Linked DNA regions of Homo sapiens: regions 2 and 3 are each linked to region 1. The links are chromatin loops, found by intact Hi-C in ENCODE. Cell type or tissue: CD4-positive, alpha-beta T cell. All regions are shown on one strand. Region 1 holds the start of SMPD4 (sphingomyelin phosphodiesterase 4). Region 2 holds the start of LINC02572 (long intergenic non-protein coding RNA 2572). Region 3 overlaps PTPN18 (protein tyrosine phosphatase non-receptor type 18).

Evidence for each region. A loop is a pair of places that touch in the nucleus more often than their neighbours do. Peaks named below come from ENCODE experiments on the same cell type or tissue, not always from the same donor. Only the 100,000 strongest peaks of a DNase experiment are listed, where the experiment ranks them.
Region 2: it touches region 1 in a loop (4-fold over the local background); 7 of 110 quality-filtered maps call a loop at or near these places.
Region 3: a loop joins it to region 1, with 2.7 times the contacts of the local background. A loop is called at or near these places in 4 of 110 quality-filtered maps.

Annotation. Positions count from the first base shown.
Region 1 is chr2:130,177,605-130,185,604 of GRCh38, reverse strand. It overlaps SMPD4 (sphingomyelin phosphodiesterase 4), which reads left to right and starts at 4,003. Exons shown (of 20, transcript NM_017951.5): 1 at 4,003-4,075. MZT2B (mitotic spindle organizing protein 2B) reads right to left here and starts at 3,343. Exons shown (of 3, transcript NM_025029.5): 1 at 3,153-3,343; 2 at 2,830-2,978. The coding sequence starts at 3,322. RefSeq lists enhancers at 921-1,657, 1,658-2,394, 4,295-5,091 and silencers at 3,088-3,597, 4,108-4,247. In CD4-positive, alpha-beta T cell, CTCF peaks have their summits at 3,432 and 3,633; DNase peaks (open chromatin) are centred at 2,312, 3,424 and 3,904; H3K4me3 peaks cover 2,901 bases; H3K27ac peaks cover 1,226 bases.
Region 2 is chr2:129,874,510-129,882,509 of GRCh38, reverse strand. It overlaps LINC02572 (long intergenic non-protein coding RNA 2572), which reads left to right and starts at 5,019. Exons shown (of 6, transcript NR_149127.1): 1 at 5,019-5,062. LOC105373616 (a long non-coding RNA gene) reads right to left here and starts at 4,631. Exons shown (of 3, transcript XR_923328.3): 1 at 3,844-4,631; 2 at 183-334. RefSeq lists enhancers at 1,269-1,769, 3,647-4,202, 4,203-4,759, 4,780-5,074. In CD4-positive, alpha-beta T cell, no CTCF peak of the experiment used is centred here; a DNase peak (open chromatin) is centred at 4,859; H3K4me3 peaks cover 1,544 bases; H3K27ac peaks cover 889 bases.
Region 3 is chr2:130,369,507-130,377,506 of GRCh38, reverse strand. It overlaps PTPN18 (protein tyrosine phosphatase non-receptor type 18), which reads right to left. Exons shown (of 15, transcript NM_014369.4): 7 at 7,680-7,742; 8 at 7,317-7,459; 9 at 6,884-6,950; 10 at 6,725-6,802; 11 at 6,543-6,632; 12 at 6,220-6,308; 13 at 5,024-5,250; 14 at 4,560-4,634; 15 at 2,102-4,350. The coding sequence ends at 4,283. Among named protein-coding and RNA genes, the nearest start is that of PTPN18, 17 kb to the right of the region's middle. RefSeq lists a silencer at 4,574-5,323 and an enhancer at 5,050-5,677. In CD4-positive, alpha-beta T cell, a CTCF peak has its summit at 4,866 (motif pointing right); DNase peaks (open chromatin) are centred at 4,866, 5,266 and 6,806; H3K4me3 peaks cover 2,898 bases; H3K27ac peaks cover 4,230 bases.

The sequences.
Region 1 (8,000 bases):
GGGCTCTGCCGACCCCCCTCCTGCTGTAACCCTTGTTACCCCCCTGTGTAACCCTTGCTGCTCTCTGGGCTCTGAAGCCTCCTCCCATCTCCATTGCTAGCGGTTTTTCTTTTTTTTTTTTTTTTGAGACAGGGTCTTGCTCTGTTGCCCAGGCTGGAGTCCAGTCACAAGCTCTTGGCTCACGGCAACATCCCCCTCAGGCTCAGGCGATCCTCCCACCTCAGCCTCCCAAGTAGCTGGGACTACAGATGGGCGCCACCACCATGCCCACCTGGCTAGTTTTTTTTTTTTTTTGAGACGGAGTCTCGCTCTGTCCCCCAGGCTGGAGTGCAGTGGTGTGATCTCGGCTCACTGTAAGCTCCACCTCCCAAGTTCACGCCATTCTTCTGCCTCAGCCTCCCGAGTAGCTGGGACTACAGGCACCTGCCACCACGCCCAGCTAATTTTTTTTGTATTTTTAGTAGAGACGGGGTTTCACCGTGTTAGCCGGGATGGTCTCAATCTCCTGACCTCGAGATCCGCCCGCCTCGGCCTCCCAAAGTGCTGGGATTACAGGCGTGAGCCACCGCGCCCAGCCCTGCCTGGCTAGTTTTTGTATTTTTTGTAGAGATGGGGTCTTGCTATGTTGCCCAGGCTGGTCTTGAACTCCTGAGCTCAAGGGATCCACCTGCCTTGACTTCCCAAAGTGCTGGGATTACAGGTGTGAGCCACCACACTGGTCTCGCTGGTGGTTTTCCTCACTGCCTCTCACTGGGCTCTGAGTGTGATCATCTCACTTCCCTGCCACACCCTCTGCCCTGAGAGCTAGGCCTGGCTCCCAGAGCCCTGAGTGAGTGCTGAGTGAGCAGCAACATCCCCTGGAGTGACAAGGACTCTGTTCCCAGTTTCTCCCTCCTGCTGGACACTTGCCCCTCAATTGCTCATCTCAGCCTGCAGTGCATACACCCCTACTCCAGGCCTGTCCCTCAGCCCCTCTCCACCCTCCCTTGGGTCCGAGCTCTGGGTGGCAGTGAGGTGGGCGCTGTCAGGAAGTGCACGCAGGAGGTGCAACCAAAGACCCCTGGGCTCTCACAGGACCCTGGCTCTGAGCCCCTGATCACACCTGCTGACACCTGGAAAGTGTGCTAACTCAGGAGTGAGGTGGGCAAGGGGGCTGAGTGCTGGAGTGTGGCCACGGGGCCAGCATATGGCATCTGTGTGGCACTGCCCAGGAGACTCTGGGAAGGTGGGAGTCTCTGTTTCAGCCTCCAGACTTCCTGTCCAGATAAGGGACAACTTCTAAGAGGCCGAGGTGTTTGTCACGCCTGGGGCTGTGCTCTCCAGCACAGCACACCGCACTCTGGCCGGCTGTCTTCCCTTGGAGAGGGGCTCTTTACACTCACCACAGTTCGCCTCTGGGGTGTGGGGGTGTTGGTCCTGTCCCCAGATGCCAGCCCGACTGTGGGGTCTAGAGACTGCCACACTATGTCTCTAATAAACCGAGTCAGAAATCGTGCCCTGTGGCTAAGCGGCAGGGCAGCGATGGCCTGCATGGTCCTGCCCTTGGAGCTCAAAGCTGCTTGGGCCTCCTGGGGCCAGGCAGTTTCCATGGAAACAAGGGAGAGCACCAACCCCCAGAGATAAGCCAATAAACGCAACCTGCAAAAGGAGAGAACAGGCAGCAAGAGAGGCGGAGGGAACCCGGGGGGCCTGGAGAGAGAGGCGAGTGTGTGGCAGCCGGGCTGTGGAGCAGAACCGGAGAGGCCGCAGGCTGCGGGCTGGAGGAAAAGGAGGGCCTTGCAGGGGGGCTACTGTTCCTGGCAGAGAGAAAGGAGGCCTCTGGAGGTCAGAGAGAGACACAAAGAGAGCAGACAGAGCGAAGGTCAGTGAAGAGGCCAGCACGCAGGTGCCCGGGCCCTCTTGGGTCAGCGGGTGTGGGTGCCCAGGCCCTGGCACTCCCCCCATGAAGGCAGCCTGCTCTCCACGCCTTCTCAGGATGCCTGTGCGGGTCTCCTCGTGCTTCCAGGCAGGGAGCCAGCTCTGGGCCTTCTTCCATTGGCCTAGGAGGTTGTGCTGCATTTCAGAGAGAGCCATCGGGAGCAGAAGCAACATGCGGAGAGGATGAGCAGGGACAGAGGCTCCACCATGACACTCTCAGTCCCAGAATCTCCTCAGCCCAGTCACCACACTGGAGAGGGAGGAGGCCCTTCAGACCCCGCAGGCCTCTGCACCCTGGGAGTTCCGCGTCTGACTCTCTTCCTGCAGTCATCAGAGGGAAAGCTGACCAGGACTGGCCAAGCCCCTGCGCAGGAACTGGGCCCAGGTGGGGTAAAGGCAGGAAGACCTCTGCCTGCCCTGGTCCCTGGGCACTTCCCTGGATGCTGTATACCACAGGACAGAGATCGAGACTGTCTTTTGAAAAACATTTAGAGACAGGATCTCACCCTGTCACCCAGAGTGGTCTAAAACTCATGGCCTCAAACGATCCTCCCGCCCTGGGGTCCCAAAGATTATAGGCGTGAGCCAGGGCGCCCAGCCCCAAACTGTCTTGATTCCCGACGTTGTAGGATGAAGGCCTGAGTGAAGAGGTGGAGGGGAGCTAAGCGGAGGAGCCCTACCCAGCCTGGACCACCCTGGGGTACGCACTCTGCGTCCACCTGACCTGGACGTGCCTCCTAAGGCTGGCAGCGAAGCCCAGGAGCAGAGCCCACGGATGGGCCCTGCAGGTGCTGGGCCTAGACCGACAGACAGGCCTGGCCACTCAGGGCCACGCCGCCGCTGTGCCGCGCCTGCCCCCTCCCCGCCCGCCACCCCCGCCACTGGGGCAGGGACAGCGGGCCCAGCTCTGACCTCGGGTCTCGGGCACGCTCGACGTGGGCAGAGACACGGCCGCAGGGTCCTGGGGCTCGCTCGCTAGCCTCTGCCCGGCACACATGGACTTGAGCATCTGGAAGACGGCGAGGGGGGCCACGTTCAGCTTCAGCAGGTCCACCAGGATCCTGGCGGGGACAGACGCGGGGCCGGTGAGCCCTCTCCGCCCGGCGCGGCCACCTCCCTGAAGACCCGACAAGGACGGGGGCGGGGGCTCCTCCCGACCAGCGGGCCGGGCGTACCCGGAAAGCAGAGGTCGGGGGGTGTCTGGCTAGCATGCGGCCCCCACCCGCCCCGCTCACTTGAACACGTCGGGGTCGATAGCGCCGCCCGCCGCCTGCGCCAGCTCGTACAGCTCCATCTCCTCGGTGCTCAGCACCTTCTTCCGCCGCAGCGCCAGCTTCTGCCGGGCCGCCTCCAGCCCCGGGGGCGCCGCCGACCCCGGCCCAGGCCCTACGCCCTGCGCCGCCATCCCCGCGGCCCGCGGAAAGGTGCGCTCCGCCCCGCCGCGCCCCCTAGCGGCTGCGCCCACCACCCTCTCCCTGCAGCGTCAACGTCTGGCCTCCCGGGCTGCCCTGGCGGGAGGGGCGGGAGCGCGGGGACGGGGCCGCCTCCGCGGCGTCATTGAAGCCCAACAGTTATTGGGCGCTCACGGTGTGCTGAGCGGCGCTCTAGGAGCCGGGAGTGGCATGGCGGACCGCAGGGGTCCGCTGCTTGGCGATCTGGGCCTCCCTGATAGACTGCATTGGTCGTGCTCGCTTAGGTGGCAGCACCCAGCCCAGTGCCAGGCATACATTGGGCGCTCGGTAAATGCCTCTTTCAAGAAAGCGTGCAATTTTCTGGTCCGCACCGGTGCACCACTAGGGGTCGCTTTTCGGGGCGGGCGGGGGGAAGGGGGGGGCACTAATCAACAATACTGCTTACGCGCACGCGGATTCCTTGCTGGGGAGAAAGTACCTTGGGGCGCCGGAGGCCGCCACAACGCAGGCGCATTCAGCTAAGGACCACTCCCTCCCCCGCACTCCTGCCTCGCCATTTCTCTTCCCCGCCCGGCCGGCCTTCGCTTTGCGCACGCGCCTTTTGAGGTAACGGCCCAAAGAGGTGGAAGCGCTTTTCCCGCCCGGCCGCGGGGCGTGGCTCTGCGCGCAGCTTGATGACGACTTTCGGCGCCGTGGCGGAATGGCGGCTTCCATCTCTGAGGCGAGCGACGCTATGGATCCCACAGGTGAGTGGCGCGGGATGCGCGCCTGAGACGGTCCGGCGCCCTGGGGGCTTCCCCGAGCCCCTGCGGAGGCCATCTCCGTTCCTCCGCGAGCCCCAGGACTCGGGCCGGCCAGCCGGCTCTGCCCAGGCAGGGCAGGCTGGGGAGTGGAGGGCCCCGGTTGAGTCTTCTGCCACCCCTCTGGGCCATGCCTTTGTGCCACCTTCCCGCGCGGCTCGTACACTCTGTCCCGGTCCGGTAGGTGTTCGCTGAAGGTTAACCTTCGTTGAAGGAATTGAGGGAAGGAGAGCTTTGTGTTGAAGTTGAGCCTTGGGCTCAACAGGCGGTGTGGGTGTAAGAGCCGGGTGTGGGTCCCAGCTCGACCCTTCCCCTGTGTGCTCCACATCTCCGAGCCTTGGTTTTGGAGGCTCCCGAAGCCCAATTGGCAGGAGAGTTGGGAACAAGTGGGCGCGTGCTGTTAAGGGAGGTCTTGGCATGACAGAATTTGCTTGGAATGATTAGCGTTGCCCAAGGGCTGTCGCTGTCAGAAAAACAAAACAAAACAAAAAACAAACGGGGTCCGAAGCAGCTCCTGGAGAAAATAGGTGTTGGAGAGTCGCCATGAAGTGGACTCTAGGTGCATGGCACGCAGAGACCTGTGACGGGGGAGGGTGGCCATGGCAGAGTCAGATAACAGGGGTGTGGGAGACACCTCTTGGGAATTCTCGGGTTTGAATTTCCTTTCTTGGAAATTTCCTAGAAATTCCTCTGGGCCTCATTCTTTCAGTCGCTGCCCATGAAAGCTTCTTCTGAGCAGAGATGCTCTCCCCTTCATCGTCTCTAGAGCTCCGCACTTACCGAACAGTCCACAGTTTAATGCTGCTTTGATCATTTTGTAGTAGTGCAGCGTTTTCTTGACCAAGTGCCTTAGGACTGAGGCGTTTTTCTTTAACACTGCAGTTGATAGCTAGGTTAAGAATTGAGGCCGGGAGCGGTGACTCACGCCTGTAATCCCAGCACTTTGGGAGGCCCAGGCGGGTGGATCACGAGGTCAGGAGTTCAAGACCAGCCTGGCCAAGATGGTGAAACCTCGTCTCTAGTAAAAAATACAAAAATTAGCCGGGCGTGGTAGCGGGCGCCTGTAATCCCAGCCACTTGGGAGGCTGAGTAAGAGAATTGCTTGCACCCGCGAGGCGGAGGTTGCAGTGAGCTGAGATCGCGCCACTGCACTCCAGCCTGTGCGACAGAGCCCAGAGCGAGACTCCGTCTGAAAAAAGAAAAAGAGAAAGCTGGCCGGGCGCAGTGGCTCACGCTTGTAATCCTAGCACTTTGGGAGGCTGAGGCGGGCGGATCACGAGGTCAGGAGATCGAGACCATCCTGGCTAACACGTGAAACCCTGTCTACTAAAAATACAAAAAACAATTAGCCGGGCGTGGTGGCGGGCGCCTGTAATCCCAGCTACTAGGGAGGCTGAGGCAGGAGAATGGCGTGAACCCGGGAGGCGGAGCTTGCAGTGAGCCCAGATCGCGCCACTGCACTCCACTCTGGGCGACAGAGCGAGACCATCTCAAAAAAAAAAAAAGGAGAAAAAAGAAAAAGCGGCCGGGCATGGTGACTCACGTCTGTAATCTCTGCACTTTGGGAGGCCGAGGAGGGCTGATCACGAGGTCAGGAGTTTGAGACCAGTCTGGCCAACATAGTGAAACCCCATCTCTACTAAAAATACAAAAATTAACTGGATGTGGTGGCATGTGCCTGTAATTCCAGCTACTCGGGAGGCTGAGGCAGGAGAATTGCTTGAACCAGGGAGTCGGAAGTTGCAGTGAGCCGAGATCATGCCATTGGACTCCAGCTTGGCAACGGAGCGAGACTCCATCTCAAAAAAGAATTGAAAAAGTCGGCACTTTGGGAGGCTGAGGCAGCGGATCACTTGAGGCCAGGAATTTGAGACCAGCCTGGCCAGCATAGGGAAACCCGCCTCTACTAAAAATAGAAAAATTAGGCAGCCTGTGGTGGCAGGCCCCTGTAATCCCAGCTACTCGGGAGGCTGAGGCACGAGAACCGTTTGAACTTTGGAGGTGGAGGTTGCAGTGAGATGATGGAGTGAGACTCAGTCAAAAAAAGAAAAAAGAGGCTGGGCGCGGTGGGTCATGCCTGTAAGCCCATCACTTTGGGAGGCCGAGGCAGGCGGATCACGAGGTCAGGAGATCGAGACCATCCTGGCTAATACAGTGAAACCCCGTCTCTACTAAAAATACAAAAAAATTAGCCGGGTGTGGTGGCCAGTGCCTGTGGTCCCAGCTACTCGGGAGGCTGAGGCAGGAGAATGGCGTGAACCCAAGCGGAGCTTGCAGTGAGCCAAGATAGCGCCACAGGACTCTAGCCTGGGCAACAGAGCGAGACTCTGTCTCAAAAAAAAAAAAAAAAAAAGAATTGAAAAAACTTGGGAGATGTTCCTATTGCCGAGAGGCAGAGATTCCTGTCTCCTCTCACTCTACAGCTGCCTACATGGCCTCTTTACACCCAGCCTCTCTTCCTCCACAGACTGCCAGGTGTCACCCCAGTGCCTTTACTTGTGCAGTGGGCAGAGCTGGGCCATGAAAACTGTAACTAGCCCACCAGTGGGACTTGGCAGACTTCCTGTCTGTGAAGTCTAGGTCTGAGCATTTTTCATTTCTGACCTGGGTGAGCTGAGAGGTAGGATTCTGGAAAGCTGATCTTAGTTTTCTTTCTTTTTTTTTCTTTTTTTTTTTCCATTTTTTGAGAGTTTCCCTCTATCACCCCGGCTAGAGTGCAATGGTGTGATCTTGGCTCACTGCAACCTCCGCCTCCTGGGCTCAAGCATTTCTCATGCCTCAGCCTCCCGAGTTGCTGGGACTACAGGTGCCCGCCACCACACCCAGCTAATTTTTATATTTTTAGTAGAGATGGGGTTTTGCCACGTTGGCCAGACTGGTCTCAAACTCCTGGCCTCAAGTGATCTGCCCACCGCGGCCTCCCAAAGTGCTGGGATTACAGGTGTGAGCCATGGTGCCCGGCCTTTGATCCTAGTTTTCTCATGGCTTATTCAAAGGCTCCCTTGGCAGAGCTTGCTCTTCCCCTCCGTTCATTGCATAGTGCACAGGTAATATGGAGGGGATTTGCCCCTGTCTCAGTTTTGTGAGGTGGTGTTTGTATTGGAATCTTGGTTCTGCCACTTACTAGCTGGGTGGGGGTAAGTGAATTATCCCATTTCTGCCTCTCCTTCATCATCTGTACTGACCTGCAGTCATAGTACATCTGTACCCATCGGGTTGTTGTGAGGTTGGTTTTTCTATTCTTGTATGACAAACTTAGCAGCTTAAACCGGCATCCATTTATTATCTCATAGTTATGTATGCAGAAGTCCAGGCATTACAAGATTAAAATCAAGGTGTTGGTAGCTTTGCTCTTATCTGGAGACTCTAGGGAAGAAGCTGCTTCCAGGTTTATTTAGGTTGCTGGCAGAATCCAGTTCCTTGGAGTTGTAGAACTAAGGTCTTTGTTTCCTTGCTGGCTGTCAGCTGGGGACTACTCTGTAACTTAAGGTCCACTAACTTAGGACTCTAATTGGATGTGCAAAATGCCGTCATAGCAGTACCTAGATGAGTATTTGATTGAACAAACAGGGGTCGGGAATCTTGGGCTGCTATCTTTAGAATTCTGCCTACCACTGAGGATTAAATGAGGAGATATATAGAGAGCATTTAGAGCGAGTCCTGGTATATAACAAATGCTGTACAAGCATTACCGAGGATTCAGTACTACAAACTTGGCTCTGAAGCTGGCCACTATGGGCTGCAGGAGAACAGTATTTCTTTTTTTCTTTTTTTTTTTTTTGAGATGGAGTCTTGCTCAGCCTTCTAGGCTGGAGTGCAGTGGTGTGACTCAGCTCACTGCAACCACCTCTCCTGGGTTCAAGTGATTCTC
Region 2 (8,000 bases), 300 kb after region 1:
AGTGCTGCCTGTAAGCTGAGAACCCTGTACATCTCAAATAGAGCATCTCCACAATTCTCACTGTGGTTCTGAAAAATAGGTGTTATCAACCACCATGCTTGATAGACAGGGGGCAGAGAAAATTGAAATAACTTCCCCAAGGCCCGGTCACACAGTTAAAGGTGGGGAGCTGGGATTTGAACCTGGTAGTCCAACTTCAGTGCTTGTCCTGGGTGGTGCCATGTGCCTCTGTCTCCTTGGTGTCCAGATAGCACCCACAAGCCTGGGTTTTACAGTCATCACAGTCACTGGTGAGGCCCCTTGAATCTGCAACTCTAGGAGGAACAGCAACGAGCTGGAGCAGAAATGAGTGAGAAGCATCAAGGGGGATCAGTGCAGTATGGCACAAAGCACTGCCATGGGTAAGTTCTGAGCCCAGAGCCCATTTACTCACGGTGGTTGGTGGTTTCTAACACACCCCCCAATGACCCCACCTTCTCGGCCCTCATGTAATCTCCTCCCTTTGAGTGTGGGTTGGACTTAGAGACTCACATCCAGTGAATGGAATATGGCAAAATGATGGGATGTCCCTCCCAAGATTGGGTAATAAGTAGACTGTGGCTGTCTTGGGCTCTCCTGTTCTCCCTCTCCCTTCCTGATCACTGTGCTAGGGCACCAAAGTGGCTCAAAGTGTAGAGGCCCACTGCCATGGTATAAAGCTGAGGCCCTCAGTCCAGCAGTCCATGGCAGTACCCCGTGGAAGTGGTCCCTACCCTCTGCCACAGCTGAGCCTTCAGTGAGACTGATAGTGTCACTGTGATCTCATGAGGCACCTTGAACTTAAGCTGCCCAGCTAAGCCACGCCTGAACTTAAGCTGTGGTATTTTGGGATAATTATTTAGGCAGCAATAAGTAACTAATATCTTCCCTATGAAGAACCTGCCAATCTCCCTTAAATAGAGAGATCATATGATTAATCATCTTAACCAGGACAATTCTGCAAATGAAATCACACTGGGAAGACAGATGTTAACTTGGACCATTCCTGGGAAATCAGAACATGGAACAAGAGGAGTAGTTGTGGCCTGTTTGGAATTGACTTTGTCCTTGCATTGGCTCCTTGGGTTCTTTCATGCCCCACACCCTACCTGGTGGAGGTGCTGGATGCCAGCTTCCCACTGCAGGACCACCTATGTCTTAGCGTTCTTTACTTTGGCACCTGCCCCTGCGTGGCCTCTAGGGGCCCAGTCCTCATTGGAGCTCCATGCCCTCTGCACAGTGAACACTGTAGGATCTCTGTCCCCTCAGCATCATGACCTGGCCCCGCCATCTCTGCTTTCTGTGCCGTGGGCATTGTTGGCAGGAAGACCTCCATCCTGCTTGGAGTCCAAGCCAACAGTAGGTCTCCCCCTCCGGCAAACGTGGATCTGGTGGTCCTTCTGGTAAAGGTTGAGCTTATGTGGGGCAAGGAACAGAGGCTCAGGGTGGCCCCTATTCCAGGAGGGGTTTTGCAGGAATGTTGTGGGCTGGGGCTGGAACATGTTCAGGATGAGCCCCTCCCTCCATCTCTCATGGTGCCCGCTTCCTGTCCTCTTGCCTCTGAACGGCCCATGATTTCTATGACCCCCTCTACCCTGAATCTCAGAAGGAATCATCCTGATTGCTTTAGCAAATTAACCCATGCTCTGAACAGGTTTTTCTTAAAATTAAAACAAAACAAAACAAAACAAACCTAAAAGCAAAAAGCCAAAGGAAGCACCCCATGAGAATGGGAGACTTGCAGGAATTGTAGGTGGAGGAAGCTGCTGTCCCATGCAGGGCAGAGACTGCATGCAGGCAAAGGCCCACAGTGTCAGGGCTGTGTGCACCCCCCACTTCCTTTGGTCTCATCTCAGCTGTCTAATGTAAGCAAGCCCTCTCCAAGCCTGATGGCCCTTCTCTGGCCCTTTGTTGCCACAGAAAAGGCCCACTCAGCTAAGCCTCTGTTCAAGCCCTCCAGTGGCATGAGAGTCTCACGCCCTTAGGAGCTCACCATCACGGGGCCGGGGGTCAGGGGCGCTGACTTTATGGGCCACTTTTGGGGATAATGCCCACTCAGGTGCACAAAGCTGCTTCTCCTGGGCAACAAATAGCCGTGTTGCCTCCTTGAGCAGGGACTGAGGATGGGGCCCAATCAGCTGGAATGGGACACTGGTTATGGTAACACCCTTAAGGTCCCTCCAGAAGGGGCTCAACCATGTTGTGGTTGGTGAGACACTACCATTGTTGAAATATTGAATCACATTGAAATAATAAATTGTATTCAATAAGAATATAATAAGAGGCTGAAAATGAATCCACTTTAATTGGAGTTATCGCTTTAACTAATTTTTAAATAGTACCTCACCACTTAGGGACCATCAACCATAGGGACCACCCACTTATTGCAACCACATCGTGGGGGCCTCCTGTCCTGGAGCAGAGACAACACCCTTATGGTCACTTCTGATGGGGTGTGCGGTGACAGCAGTTTTTCTGGCTCTCTCACAATTCTGAGCTTTGCAGTGGCAGGAAGTAAAAATGGCTTCTCAGAGGCTTCACAGTGGTGGTCCTCTGATGTTGCCCCTTCCTTGACCACCTCGGGGAGGTGGGCAGGTGCAACCACACATGAATTGCTGCCTCGTGCCCTTCTGGTGTGACACTGGTGGTGTGATATGGCTCATCCTGACACTGCAGGGGTCACGGTCAGCCAGAAAGTACTGGCAACTGTGTTCCACCTTTGGGCTCCATCCATGGGGGCCGCTTGCAAAAGCCCCCCAGCAGCCAGTGCTCACAGCTCCCTCCTCTTGATACAAGGCCTCCTTCCTATGGGAGCGCTCACATGCTAGCAAGCTCGATGTTAATTAAGCATTAATAGGGTGGGGACCAATTGATTTCCCTGTCAGCTGCTCCAGCTCTCATTCCAAAGAAAGGCAATAGAACATGGAGTTTTGATAGATCTTTGCAAGACAGGCATACGAGCAAATGGAATTTTACTTTCTCAGTTACTAGAGCTTTTTAAATTGATTATTGACCAGGGCCCAATTCAGTTTCTTTTAAGTGTCTGTCCCAAGAGGTGAAAACTTTTCAAGGAATTTAACAGGGGCACACTTGGAACTTCTCTTGGTACACAAACTATAACAAATGGTCTTCTCTCTGTCAAGTAATTTCAAATAACTATCATAAAACCACATTGAAAAAAATTTCAAAACGCCTCAGGTAGAGAACTTCAATTCTTTCTGGAATATGATTAATAAGAGACTGAAAGATGAACCCATGTTTATTGGAGTTGTTGCTTAAATTAATTTTTAAATAGTGCCTCACCACCTAGGGAAAACTAAATCACCTTCTCAATGAAGAGACGCAAGGTAATTTGGAGTCATTAAACAGGCCATTAGGAAGTGTCTCTTGCCTATCGGTTAAAAACCACACACACACACACACACACACACACACAGACACACACACAAATTTCCAATTTAGGATGGTTCGACGTATGATGTTTTGACTTCTTACTGGTGTGATAGTGATACACACTCAATATAAACTCTACTTTGAGTACCCACACAACCATTCTCTTTTTCACTCTCAGTACAGTATTCAATAAATGACATGAGATATTCAACACTTAACTATAAAGTAGGATTTTGCCTAACTCTGAGCACGTTAAAAGCAGGCTACACTAAGCTATGATGTTTGGTAGGTCAAGTGTATTAAATGCATCTTTGACTATGGTATTTTCAACTTACGATGGGTTTACTGGGATGTAACCCCCATGGTAAGTCAAGGAGTATCTGTATATACACCCACAAAACTACGGAGAAACAAGGTATTTCCCAAGCCTACCTTAAAGATAAGCAACGCTATCCCGTTTCCGGGAGCCCAGGGGTCCTGCGCTGAGCAGCGGCCTTCCTTGGGCGTTCCAGCTCTTCTGGGCAGCGCCGGGCGCTCTCACACAAATGCTGCCTCCTTCAGCGCGGGTCTTACAAAGTTGTGCTGTTCTGCATGTTGTTATTTCTAGCTTGTGTTGCACATTTCAGTATTTCCCAAACAGAACATACTGACCATCACTTAATGTTTTCTACATGATTCTAATCATTGTCCATATCCATTCAACAACTTTCAGCGTTCAGGGAAGGCATTAGTGCCCGCTTCTGGGGCTGGACGACGGGGCTATCTGAGAAGAACCGGAGGCCGGGGCTACCTCGGGAGCCTCGCGGCGGGAACGGGTCCCAAGGCCTGCGGCGACAGTACCGGGAGGTAGCCCAGGCCATACACACTAGAGCCTGGCGGAGCTGCTGGCCAGGATGCCAGGGCAGCAGGTGCACGCAGGGCCCTAGCAGAGCTCCTCCAAGAGGGGGTCTTCAGAAATAACCCCTGCGAAGGAGTGGGAGGTGCTCCGGCTGCAGCCCCCCCGGGAATAACCCAATACGTCTATTGACAAAGAAGCCGGCCTACTTTGCTTAAATCCAGAATTTATCAAGCATACATGGTCACAGACCACCCCCTCCTGCTGCTCTGGTATGACATCATTACTTTTTTGAGAACTGTTGTGTTCATCATGCAGAATGCCTTCAGCCAGCCTAACCGCCAGCTTCCTCCGGGATGGGTTTTCCTCACTCTGCAGCCCAGCATGTGGGAAAGACCCTGCGCCTGCTGTGCCCGCCCCCGCGCCCGCCCCCCGACACGCGCGCCCGCCCCCCCACACGCGCGCCCGCCCCCGACACGCGCGCCCGCCCCCCCACACGCGCGCCCGCCCCACCTGGCCCTGTTCCCGCCCCCTCCCCTCCCTGCTTCGCCCTGTCCCCGCCCCCTCCCCAGGCTGTTCTGTCCACCCCTGCTCCTTCCGCTCCCGGCCCGGCCCCGCCCCCGCCCCTCTCCCCGGAAGAATGGGGGCCTCTGCTCACACCAGATTGGTCGGACGGCATCACGTGACCTCATCTCTTGGACTCGCTTGCTATTCCCGAAAAGGGGGAAAGGATTTGGGGGGGACAATCGCGGAGCCTCTCGCTGGCTTTAGGGAGAGAGGGCTGGGGTAGAGGAGAGCCCCAGGGAGCAGGCAGAGGTGGGTTGGCTAGGGCCTTGTGTGACTTGGGCTGAGAAACTTCACTTATTCCCTGGCGCTGGCAGTTGTCAAACTGGGTCTTGTAGATGCTAAGTCTCCATAGAGGTATCGTAGGTATGTTGCAAATGCTTGATTTGAATTGCTTTTTTAAAACAAACGTGTCTTAAATAATTTTTAAAGCTTAAATGATTTTAAAAGACTGCTCAAATGTGCCGTGTCTCATTTATGGTTGTTTATTCACGTGCGAGAGGAGCTGGCTCTGCTATCAACAAAAGGGCTGCTGGTTCCCTCTGGCAGTGATTTTGAAACTTTTTAAGCAGCAAAACCCCCTTCCAAACCGAGAATTCTGCGGTGCTTCAGTCATTAAGACTGATAGAAGCTATATTTATTGGGATAGAGTGATTTTATAATCTTTATTATACAATTGATAACCTAGGGAAAGAAAGATTGAGCTGCAAAGAGGGAAGGCAGAGGAGAAGGGAGATATCACCAGGCTGTAGGTGGGAAAGGGAGTGGAATGGTGGCTTAGACAGGTGCAGGCGGTGTGAAGGACTCACAGGAAGAGAGTCTTGCCTTTCCAGCTCCCAGCTGTTTTTTGCTGATGGATTGGATGTGGGGCCACAGGGTGGCAAGAGAGAAAACCAGGATGACTCCTGAGATTTTGGCTTGAGCAACTGGGCCGATTCTGGTGCCAGTTGTTGAGGTGGAGTGTGGGAAACTGAACATGCCCTCGTGTGTGTGGGGACACTTTTGGGCGGTTACAGGAGGTAGTGGTAACGAATGATAATAGCAGAACATCAGGGTAAGCCTGATAAAGAATTATAAAAATCAGGCCATCAGGGTAAACTCAACGTAACTACTGATGCAAATTGAATAGCTTCTGGCTGTTTACTAAAAACGGAATGAGGGATAGTAACTGTAGCTTTAATTCCATAACAATAGAGCTAAAAATCTACCATAGCTGTGTAGACACTTGCTGACTACCTGAATGCATTCAGGTTTTTTCTAAATAATAGAATTATCTAATCATTCTCTATTTTTTGAATTGGCATGTTCCTTTGGGTGTTGGTTTCCTTTCTGCCCCCACAAGTTTGGTGACAAGGATGGGACACCTTGAGTGAGCCTTTCCACTGGGCAAATTGGAGGATGTGTAGCCATCTTCGGTCAGACAAGAGGCCTTGTTTGCTGAAGTCTTTCTTAAACACATTGACTCATTAAGTCTATCATTTGATTGACCCTACTGTCGTAGCTTACACCAAAGAAAAATTATGGTCATGTGTAAAGCTATATCCTCTCCCTAGCTCAAATACGGGGAATTGAACCTGTAATTAGAGAACTAGAAAGAGAATCATAAAGAAAGGACATTTGCCTTGTAATAGTCTTCCTATATTACCTATGAAAAAGGAAGGGAAACTGACAAAGAAGTTTAGCTTGCTTACATATTTTTACAAAATCTGATAGAAATATATTTTTGGTATGTCTGACAGTTGTAGTACTCAACCTCTTAGCCTCCTATTGTGTGACCTAACTAATTTTAGTAATAGACTTATGTTGAGCTTTCTTTTCTATACCTTCAGCAGAGGAACCAAGGTATCTCTTTGTGTTTACCTATGAAGGCTTTCCATATTGGTGGCAATGCATCCCCCAGGGATTCAGAGATTTGCCAACTATAATCTCTAGGCATTTACAAAAGAACTTAAAGAAACTTCCCCCACCTCAGGAGTCCATATATGGATATATATGGATGATTTATTGATAGGTAACACCTCATGTGCTAACAAGATATATTAGGCCAGACATGGTGACTCATGCCTGCAAAACCAGCACTTTGGGAGGCTGAGGTGGGCAGATTGCTTGAGCTTAGAGTTCGAGACCAGCTTGGGCAACATGGTGAAACCCTATCTCTACAAAAACTTATAAAAATGAGCCAGGCCTGGTGGTGGGTGCCTGTAGTCCCAGTTACTTGAGAGGCTGAGGTGGGAGGATCACTTGAGCCTGGGAGGTGGAGGTTACAGTGAGCCGAGCTCGCACCACTGCACTCTAGTATGGGTGACAGAGTGAGACCCTGTCCCCAAAACAAAAACAAGATATATTAGCTTTACGAAAATTCTAGCTTCTAAAGGGCATAAAGCTCCTTTAGATAATTTCCAACATCGTTAGACCGAGGTCAAGTATTTGGAATATTTGTTATTGGCTGATGGATGGGAAATAGTTCTGTCCCCAAAGCCACCTCTTTTACAAATGAAGCAATAGCTCCATGTAGCAACAGCTCTGTCACTGCGAAGAAATAGCTCCACCCTTTTGAGGTTGGTGTGCATCGCAGGCAACGGGTCCCTGTCTCTTCTGAGAGGCAAGCCACTCATGGTGGTGCTACATGAAGCATCGCTAGGTGCATTTTTGCAATAGCTAGGAGAAGCTAAAAAAGCCTTCAGATCCTTAAGTAGCCATTGTTTTCCTGCCTGTACTTGGAGTCAGTTCCTAGCTGGTCATCTCTTCTCCCTTTTCTGTAAGGAGAGCAAGGGTGCTGTTAGTGATGGGTATGCTTCCTCAAACACTAGCCTTTGGTTGGCTTTCATGTACCACTGGATTCTGTTGCTCCAGGGATGCCAGGCTGTTTAGAAGTCATTCCAACATTGGGTCTCTGCTTGGGAAGGTGCAGGCCTTGGCTCGGGGATGTAATTGTTTGGGCCTTGTGCTGTTGCTGCTGCTTTGTTTTTTTTGTTTTTGTTTTTTTTTGTGTGTTTTTTTTTGTTTTTTTGTGTGTGTGTTTTTTTGTTTTTTTTTTTGAGACAGAGTCTAACTGTTGCCCAGGCTGGAGTACAATGGCGCTTACTGCAACCTCCACCTCCCGGGTTCAAGCGATTCTTCTGCCTTAGCCTCCCAAGCTAGGATTACAGGTGTGCACCATCATGCCCGGCTAATTTTTGTATTTGTAGTA
Region 3 (8,000 bases), 190 kb before region 1:
CCCTGAGCTCTTGAGCCTGCCCTTTGTTTTTTATCAAGCCCCCCCCCCCACCATGTTAGTATCAGGGAAGCTCAGGGGATCCCTATTGCAAGTGGCAATTCCTCACCCTCCCCTTCTGCTTCATGAGGTCAGATATCAGCTGCCCAATATCCAGCAGCAACTTTTAATACCATGTTTTGTTTCTGAAGGTAGCAAGGACATGTAAGCTTGGGAGTATGTGAAAAAAGCACTGAATCGAGAGTTAGGAAACAGAAACAAAGTTTTCATCAATTATGTAAAGCAGCTCTCTGCCCCTGAGATTGGAAACCAACCTAACCACAAATGGGGCCTAGTTTTCTCTCAGGACGTCACGGTCTAAGACAAACAAATGCCATACAAAGGAGAGAAGTCAAGGCAGGGGATGTTGAAAGCAGAAAAGGAGAAGTAACTAACTCCTGTGAAAAGGAGGCATCATCAGATCCGATCCTACTTGGAAACTGACAGCTGAGCCTTCACTGTTCCTACTGGGTCAGAAACAAAGCAACACGAGTATGGTGCCTGCAACGGTCCCATTGACCCCCACATCCCATGGGGGTTTGTGAGAGCCCAGACAGATGCTGTGCACCCAGTGGGCTGCACTGCAGAAGAGGAGCCCTGAGCTCAGGGCATATCCAGAAGGAAACATCACCTGCTGCAGTGTCCTATTGCAAACACAGCTCTGAGATGCCCAGTTCAGGAGCGGCCAGGCCTTGCATTCCTGGATACCCAGTGTGTGAGTTTCCTGTGGCTGCCATAACAAATGACTATAAACCGTGTGGCTCAAAACATGTTTATTCTCTTACAGTTCTGAGGTCCCAAAGCCTGAAACTGACGGGTCAGCAGGGTGGTTCCCTCTACTGTCTGTGAGGGAGAATCGGCCAGGCCTCTCTCCTGGCCCCTGGTGGTTTGCTGGCAATCTTTGGCATTCCTTGGTTTGCAGACACTTCATCCCCATCTCTGCCTCCATCTCAATGACCTTCTTCTCTTTGTCTCTGCGTCTCTCTCTCTTTTCTCTTATAAAGACATCATTGGGTTTAGGGCCCATCCTAAATACAGGATGATTTCATCTCCAGGTGTTTTAATTACATTTGCAAAGACCCTTTTTCCAAATAAGGTCGCATTCACAGGTTCTAGAAGTTAGGACTTGGACCTATCTTTTTGGGGGCCACCATTCAACCCACTACCTCCAGGAAAGACCTGTAGGAGAGCAAGAGACGGGTGGAGGATTGCCTCTCCCATTGCTGAGCTTTCTTAACAAGAGAACGGTTTTTATGTCAGCCTGAAGTAGTGATCTACATGAGCAAAGACATGGGTCTGGAAAGAGGAAAAGAATATTTGAGACAAGGTGTCATACTTTACTAGAAGTGAGGAAACCCGGAGTAAATGGTGTGAGATAAATCAGCCTGCACACTTCCTAAGTGTCAGCACTGTTCTCGGAGCTGGGACAGTAGCTGTAAACCAAACAAAAACTCCTGCCCTCACGCAGCTTACATTCTGATCAGGAGAGACAGGAAACAATATTAAGAGGTAAATGTTCAAATATATTAGAGGCAGAATCTAGGAGAAAAGTATCCAAGGCAGAGAGAATAACCAGGGCAAATGCCTGAGTGGAAACTGTGCTTGCCATGCTGGGCCAGGAGTGAGGCTACTGGGTGTGAAGTCAGAAACCAAGAAGGCGCAGAGACTGGACCCTCCTCGCATGCTGACAAGGTGGCCTGCACAGCTCCACATCACATGCACATGTGTATAAAACACCAGACCAAGGCCGGGAGCAGTGACTCACGCCAGTAATCCCAGCACTTCGTGAGGCAGGGGCAGGTAGATCACGAGGTCAGGAGTTCGAGACCAGCCTTGCCAACGTGGTGAAACCCCATCTCTACTAAAAATACAAATATTAGCTGGGCATAGTGGTACACGCGTTTAATCCCAGCTACTTGAGAGGCTGAGGCAGAAGAATTGCTTGAACCTGGGAGGCGGAGACAGAGGTTGTAGTGAGCCAAGATTGCGACATTGTACTCCAGCCTGGGCGACAGAGCAAGACTCCATCTTTGGGGAAGAAAAAAAGGAAAAACAGACCTCTGAATCGGAGAAATGGACAGTTTATTACTCACAGTGAACACAGCAGCCAGAACAGTATCTTTAGTCACTTTCCCATGCCCCTATTCCCAAGAAGAGGGCATGTGGATCGTACCAGCTGGGCAGGCAGTGGGTCTGCATCCCAGGAGAGGGACCCGAAACTGGGAGACTTGGAGATTTTATCAGGGCTGTGGAGGACCTGCCTTTCTTCTCCTCCAGAGATAGATGACTCATTATCCAGCAACACAGAGGTCAGCACCGACCTCACCAGCAGCAGGCTCACAGGAGTGGCAGGGGCATTGGGAGAGTGGGAGGCAGCACAGGGTCAGCTCTTTCACGAAAACAGAGAAACGGGGCAGCTCTAGAGTGGGAGTAGGGGCACAGAGAACAGGAAGGAAAGGCGGCCGGCGAAGGTATGATATCACACCAGCTCCCACTGTGGGCACCCAAACCCAAGCCTCCTGGGAAAGTCTGGGAACTGTTAAAAATCCACACCTCAGCATCACCCTGCCAAGGGGTGGGGTGGGGTATGTACACATCCCCATCATTCCTTGATTGAAGGCTGCAGGAGAGTGGAGTTCATGCCAAGGCACTTGAGATCGACCATGGATGCAGCCAGGCAGAGGCAGAGGAAGGCCAGCCCTATCCCAGAGAAGGGCAGGACAGGGGTGGACATGGGGCCCAGGGCACTGTGGCAGTGCATACAGGGACCTGGGCAGGCACAGTGTCAGTCAGAGGTCCAGAGACCTGAAAGTGAGAGGGGCGGGACCCTTGAGGTTCAGGGAAAGAGCATCTTATACTTTTTCCATTTTGCAGTGACTTGGAGATTTGTCCACACCAGTGCACAGAGACGTGTCCTCCTTTTATTTCTTTTAACAGCCGCTTAATGTTTTATCCTAGCAGGAACCCTACCATGGGCCATTTAAAGTGTTTCAAATCTTAGGGGGCTGAGCCTGGTGGCTCACACCTGTAATCTCAGCACTTTGGGAGGCTGAGGCAGGAGGATTGCTTGAGGTTGGGAGTTCAAGACCAGTCTGGGCAACATGGCAAAAACTCATTTCTTAAAAAAAAAAAAAATTAGACCTGTAGTCCCAGCTACTCGGCAGGCTGTGTGAATAGTAAGGGGTCAGTCTGGTTGGGAGTCTGTCTGGCGGGGGTCTGGCTGGGGTCTGCCTAGATAGGTCCTGATTTGCTGGGGGTCCATCTGTCTGAATAGCTGGAGATGTGTACTCATTTGGGGGACTTGTCTGTCAATCTGGAGGATCATGTCTGACTAGCTGGGGTCCATCCATCAAGACATCAAGATGAGAGTCTGGCCGGCTGGCTGGGATGTCAGGATTCCATGTGGCTGATGTCTGCCTGTCTGGCAGTCCATCTGGTTGGTTAGGAGTCTGTCTGGCCAGAAGGTCTGTCAGCCAGCCAGCCCACCTGAGGGTGGGGGTGGGGTCTGAGAACTCTGTGTATCTGTTCAGCAGGGGATCTGTTTATATCTGTCTAGTAATCTAACTTAGGGGGTCCACCTGGCTGTCCAGCTAGCAGAGATGTCTGTCTTTTGGGGGCTCTGTTTGGTGGTCTCTCTGGCTGCACTGGTCTATCAAGCTGTTGGCTGGTCTCTCTCTCTCTGGCTGGGGATCCCTTTGTCCACCTGTGGACTGTATCTCTGAAGCTTTGGCTGTCTGTCCAGGTTGGTGGTCCATCTGTCTGTCTGCCTATCTGGAGGTCTTTTTATCGGTCTGCCTGGGGTTAATCTGCTTGGCTGTGGTTATGCCTGGCTTAGTTCTGCCTGGATGGCGAAGTGTCCATCCACTTCTCTGTGTGGTCCCCTGAGTGTCCAAGTGAGGGAGGCTCAGGTGCTGAGGATGGACTAGTGCTGTGTGGTGAGGAGAGCAGTCTCCGGAAGCTCATCTGTCCCTTCTCCCCTTCATAACTCAGGGGTCATGCCCCTTCCTGATCTTCTTTCTTGAATCTGCTCTGTGCAGCCTCACCAGCCACTATACCCTAGCTACCTCCTCCAGCCTCAAGCCTTGAATGCTACAGTCATTGGGGCAAAGCCCCCACATTTCCCACCCTGAGAAACTTTAACTTTGATCCAGGCCCACTGTTTCCATTCTGCGCACGGCGCTCAGCAGCACCGGGGCATCAGCAGTCCGAGCTCACAAGAGGCAACAGGCAGGAACTGGCGTTAGACTTACACCCGGGTCCACTCAGCAGGCGGGTCCCGGGGACCCTTCGGCCTCCCAATGCGCAGGTTGAAACCTGGGAGAAGAAGGGTGCCGTGGGTCTCATGGAGAAGCTGAGGTGTGTGGAAGCTGGCAGACATGAAGAAGGCCATCCCCCCGCCTCCAGGTCCTCCTGGTTCACTGCAGCCACATCCACAGGACTAAGCTCCATGCCCCATCAACCCCAGACTCCTGGGTTCACTCAAAGCAGCAAAGTCCCAGCAACCCAGGCTCTACCTGACTTACCTAGCCCACCGGTCTGAGCTCCACCCGCCACGTCCTCGTAGGCGCCAGATCCGGCAGGACTTTGGTCAGCAGGAACTGAGGGCAGCAGACCCCCCACGGGTCAGCTCCGGAAGCCCCAGGGAGTCCCAAGACCCCACCCCTAGCGGGGACGCTTCCCCGGAGGCCCGAAGGGGAGAGCCGAGGGCGCCGGGCGGGAGAAGGCACACACCCCGGACGTGGCCTCCAGCCTTTGGGCGCGGCCAAGACAAGTATTGCCAGGAACCCTGCCCCTGGACCGCGACTGCGACCGCCAGGGGGCGCTTCCGGGGCGTGGCCAGGGACGCCTGGACATCAGCGTCGGGGCGTGGCCAGGCTAGCGGCTGGGGTCCCCGCGGCCGCCAGGGCCTGACGGACCACTGCAGGATGGTTCCGCCCTGCGGATCACAGCAGGATGATGCCCTGAGAAGGAGCAAGCCTCGACTCACCGCGGCCAGGCAGCGTCCCCCTCGCGTCCTCCGCGTGCGCCCCGGGTCGCTGGGCGCGCGGCGTCACCTTGCTGTAGAGCGGCGCCTCCTCCGCGCTGCGCGCCCCCGTCCCCGTCCCCGTCCCCGTCTGCGTCCCACTCCCGGCGCCCGCTGGAGCCCCGCGCTTCTGCACCACCGCGTAGGTGTCAGCCATGGCGTGGCCCGGGGACCCGGGCACAGAGATGCTCCTGCAGGCAGGGAGGGCCGGGAGGAAGTGAAACGGCGGCGCTGGGCAGGGCGGGAGTGGGGAGGCTGCTCAGCGCGCAAACCACGGGCTTCCTTCCCGCCGAGGCGGTGCGCTAGATGGGAGGGAGGGCTCCTTGGGTTGGAGGCCTCGCTTCTGTGTCCCTAGCGCCCTGCAAGTTAGGGGGATGAAGGAGGAACGGGGTCAGCCTGGAGGGTAATTTGGGGCAGAGTGTTGGTTTGAGGGGTGGTCATTTCTGTGTCAACGTCTACTGAACAAAAGAATGCGGAAGTGGCATAGAAGACAGGAAGGGATGGCCGCAAGGACAAGGGCCTTAAGTCTCCGCTGCGAAGGCGGCTCAATCCCATGTCCGCAGCACCCAACGTGCGGCCTGACAAGAAGGCGGCGTCTAGAATTATTTGCTGAATTTTTTTTGTTGTTTTTTTGAGACAGGATCTCGCTCTGTCGCCCAGGCTGGACTGCCGTGGTGCGATCTCGGCTTACTGCAACCTCCACCTCCCGGGCTCAAGCGACTCTCCTGCCTCAGCCTCCGGAGTAGCTGGGATTACAGGCTCTCACCAGCACGCCTGGCTAATTTTTGTATTTTTAGTAGAGACAGGGTTTCACCATGTTAACCAGGCTGGTCTCCAGCTGGGCTCAAGTGATCCGCCCTCCTTGGCCTCCCGAAGTGCTGGGATTACAGGGGTGAGCCACCTGAATTAAGGTTTGATTAGAGGATCCAGGAAAGGCCTAACTCAGAAGGCAGGGCAAGCCTTAGAGGCAGAGGCAAGGGGTAAATGAATCATCTTGGGATAATTGAATCATCTTGGGGTGGGTTCCCAGAGCTCAATTCGAAGAAAGGGCCAGCGAACACTTGGCGAAGTGAACAAGGAACGGACTGGTGTTCCAAGGATGAAGAAGGGGTTAGCCTGAGAAATTGGGCAGGGAAGAATCCGGGGATGGAGCCGGGTACCTGAGGACCCCTCCTGGTGGGCGGGGTATGGCGAGAAGTGCCTGGGGAGTCCGGAGGAAGAGGGCATCGTCGTAGAGTGGGGCACAATTCTGAAGAAAAACAGGAGGGGAGGCTCCTGAGGGAGGAAGCTGGCCAGGCCTCTCAAGGGGCTCTGGGAGAAAGCTTAAGATGGGAGAGCCTGATAAGGATGCCTGGAGGAGGGCACAGGTGGATGTCATAGTCAGTGCCTGCTCCCAGTAGTCCCGGGGGCTGGACCCTGCTCGGGGTCCTGGTCTCTGAGGGTGCTGATGGTGGACAGGAGAGTGGGAAAGGAGCCTCTGTACCTCTTTGATGTTCTGGTAGTGGGGGCTGGCATTCTGGAGTGTGGAGCAGAACATCTGAGCCACCGTGTGGTACAGGAACCTGTACTGCTCCTGTTGGGGTGAGGGACCATCAAGAAGGGAAGGCAGGGGCAAATGACAGCAGTGGGCCACTGTCCCTGAAGATTAGGAGACCCAGGGTTCACCTCTGTCTGCACGGCCGCAGGCCGCTGCTTCCTCATCTTAAGGACCACATCAAAGAGACTGAAGTCAGGTGGGATCATCTGGGGCAGACAGACAAGGCACTTGAGCAGGACACGTGGTCATGGGCAGCACACTGCACACACAGGATGCCTGTATCGTACCTGGGTCAGGAGCAGCTGCCTCACATAATCCACGGTGCACAGGACGCCTGTTCGCCCACAACCCGCACTGACAAGAGAATCAGAGTGTGCCTGGTCAGGTCCTGACCACAACCCCTTTTAGATGGGGCATTTGGGGATGGGGGTGAGGGTCCTGATGGATCCCCTGCAGAGCCTCTTGATTCCCAGAATCTTCAGATTATATCTGAACAAGGAAAACCTTTTTAATCACTTACATTTTGTTGAGCAAGAGCTGTGTGCTTATTCCCCAGCTGAGTCTGTGCTGAACAAGTGCTCACAATTACAGTCCATGGAGGGTGAGCAAGGGTTCTCAAAATAGGCACTCAGACTACAAGACTAGCCCCATGCCCTGTACTCCCCTCCATGCTCTGTCCCCTCTGCCTCACCAGACCCTCCTGAAGCCCATTTCCAAAACCTGCAGTGGACACAGAGGGGTTCAGGGCCAGATCCCTGGAGGCGACGGGCTTCCTCCACCATGGCGAGCATGTGGTCAGGACTGCTGGGGACCCCACGGTCTGGCCAGGACATATACTGTAGCTGGTACACAGAACGGGACTCCTGAAACACAGAAAAAGATGAGCAAAAGACTTAGGAAAAAAAAGAAAAAAGCATTAATTGGCCATCTACTATACACCAGGCCCACTTCTAGGCATCTTCCATTTATGTCTACCAGACAATAACTGAGGAAGTGGGTACTAGTATGATGCCCATTTTTACAGGAGAGGAAACCTCTCCCCTTTCAGGAGCCCCTTTACCTCCTCCTCCCCTGTCACAGTACCTTCTGGAATGTGACCTTGAGGGTCCTGAGCATGATGTCCTCATTCAGCCACTTCTCCTTTATCTGAGTAAGGGGGGTGGGGCAAGTAAGAAGAGGGAGGAGAACAAAGATCATAGGTACCAGAAGACATTTATAGAAAGCAAAGCATTCCTGATTAAAAAATCAAATACAGAAAACATTTTAAAAATTCATATAGCCCAAACTTTCCCCAAAGCTTTCATTAAGGAAACATTTGACACAGGAGCAAAAGAGGAACTATTATAAAAACACAAGCCCTTTTGCAATGAAAAGAGATGTCTTTTGTTCTAAAATGAAACTTTT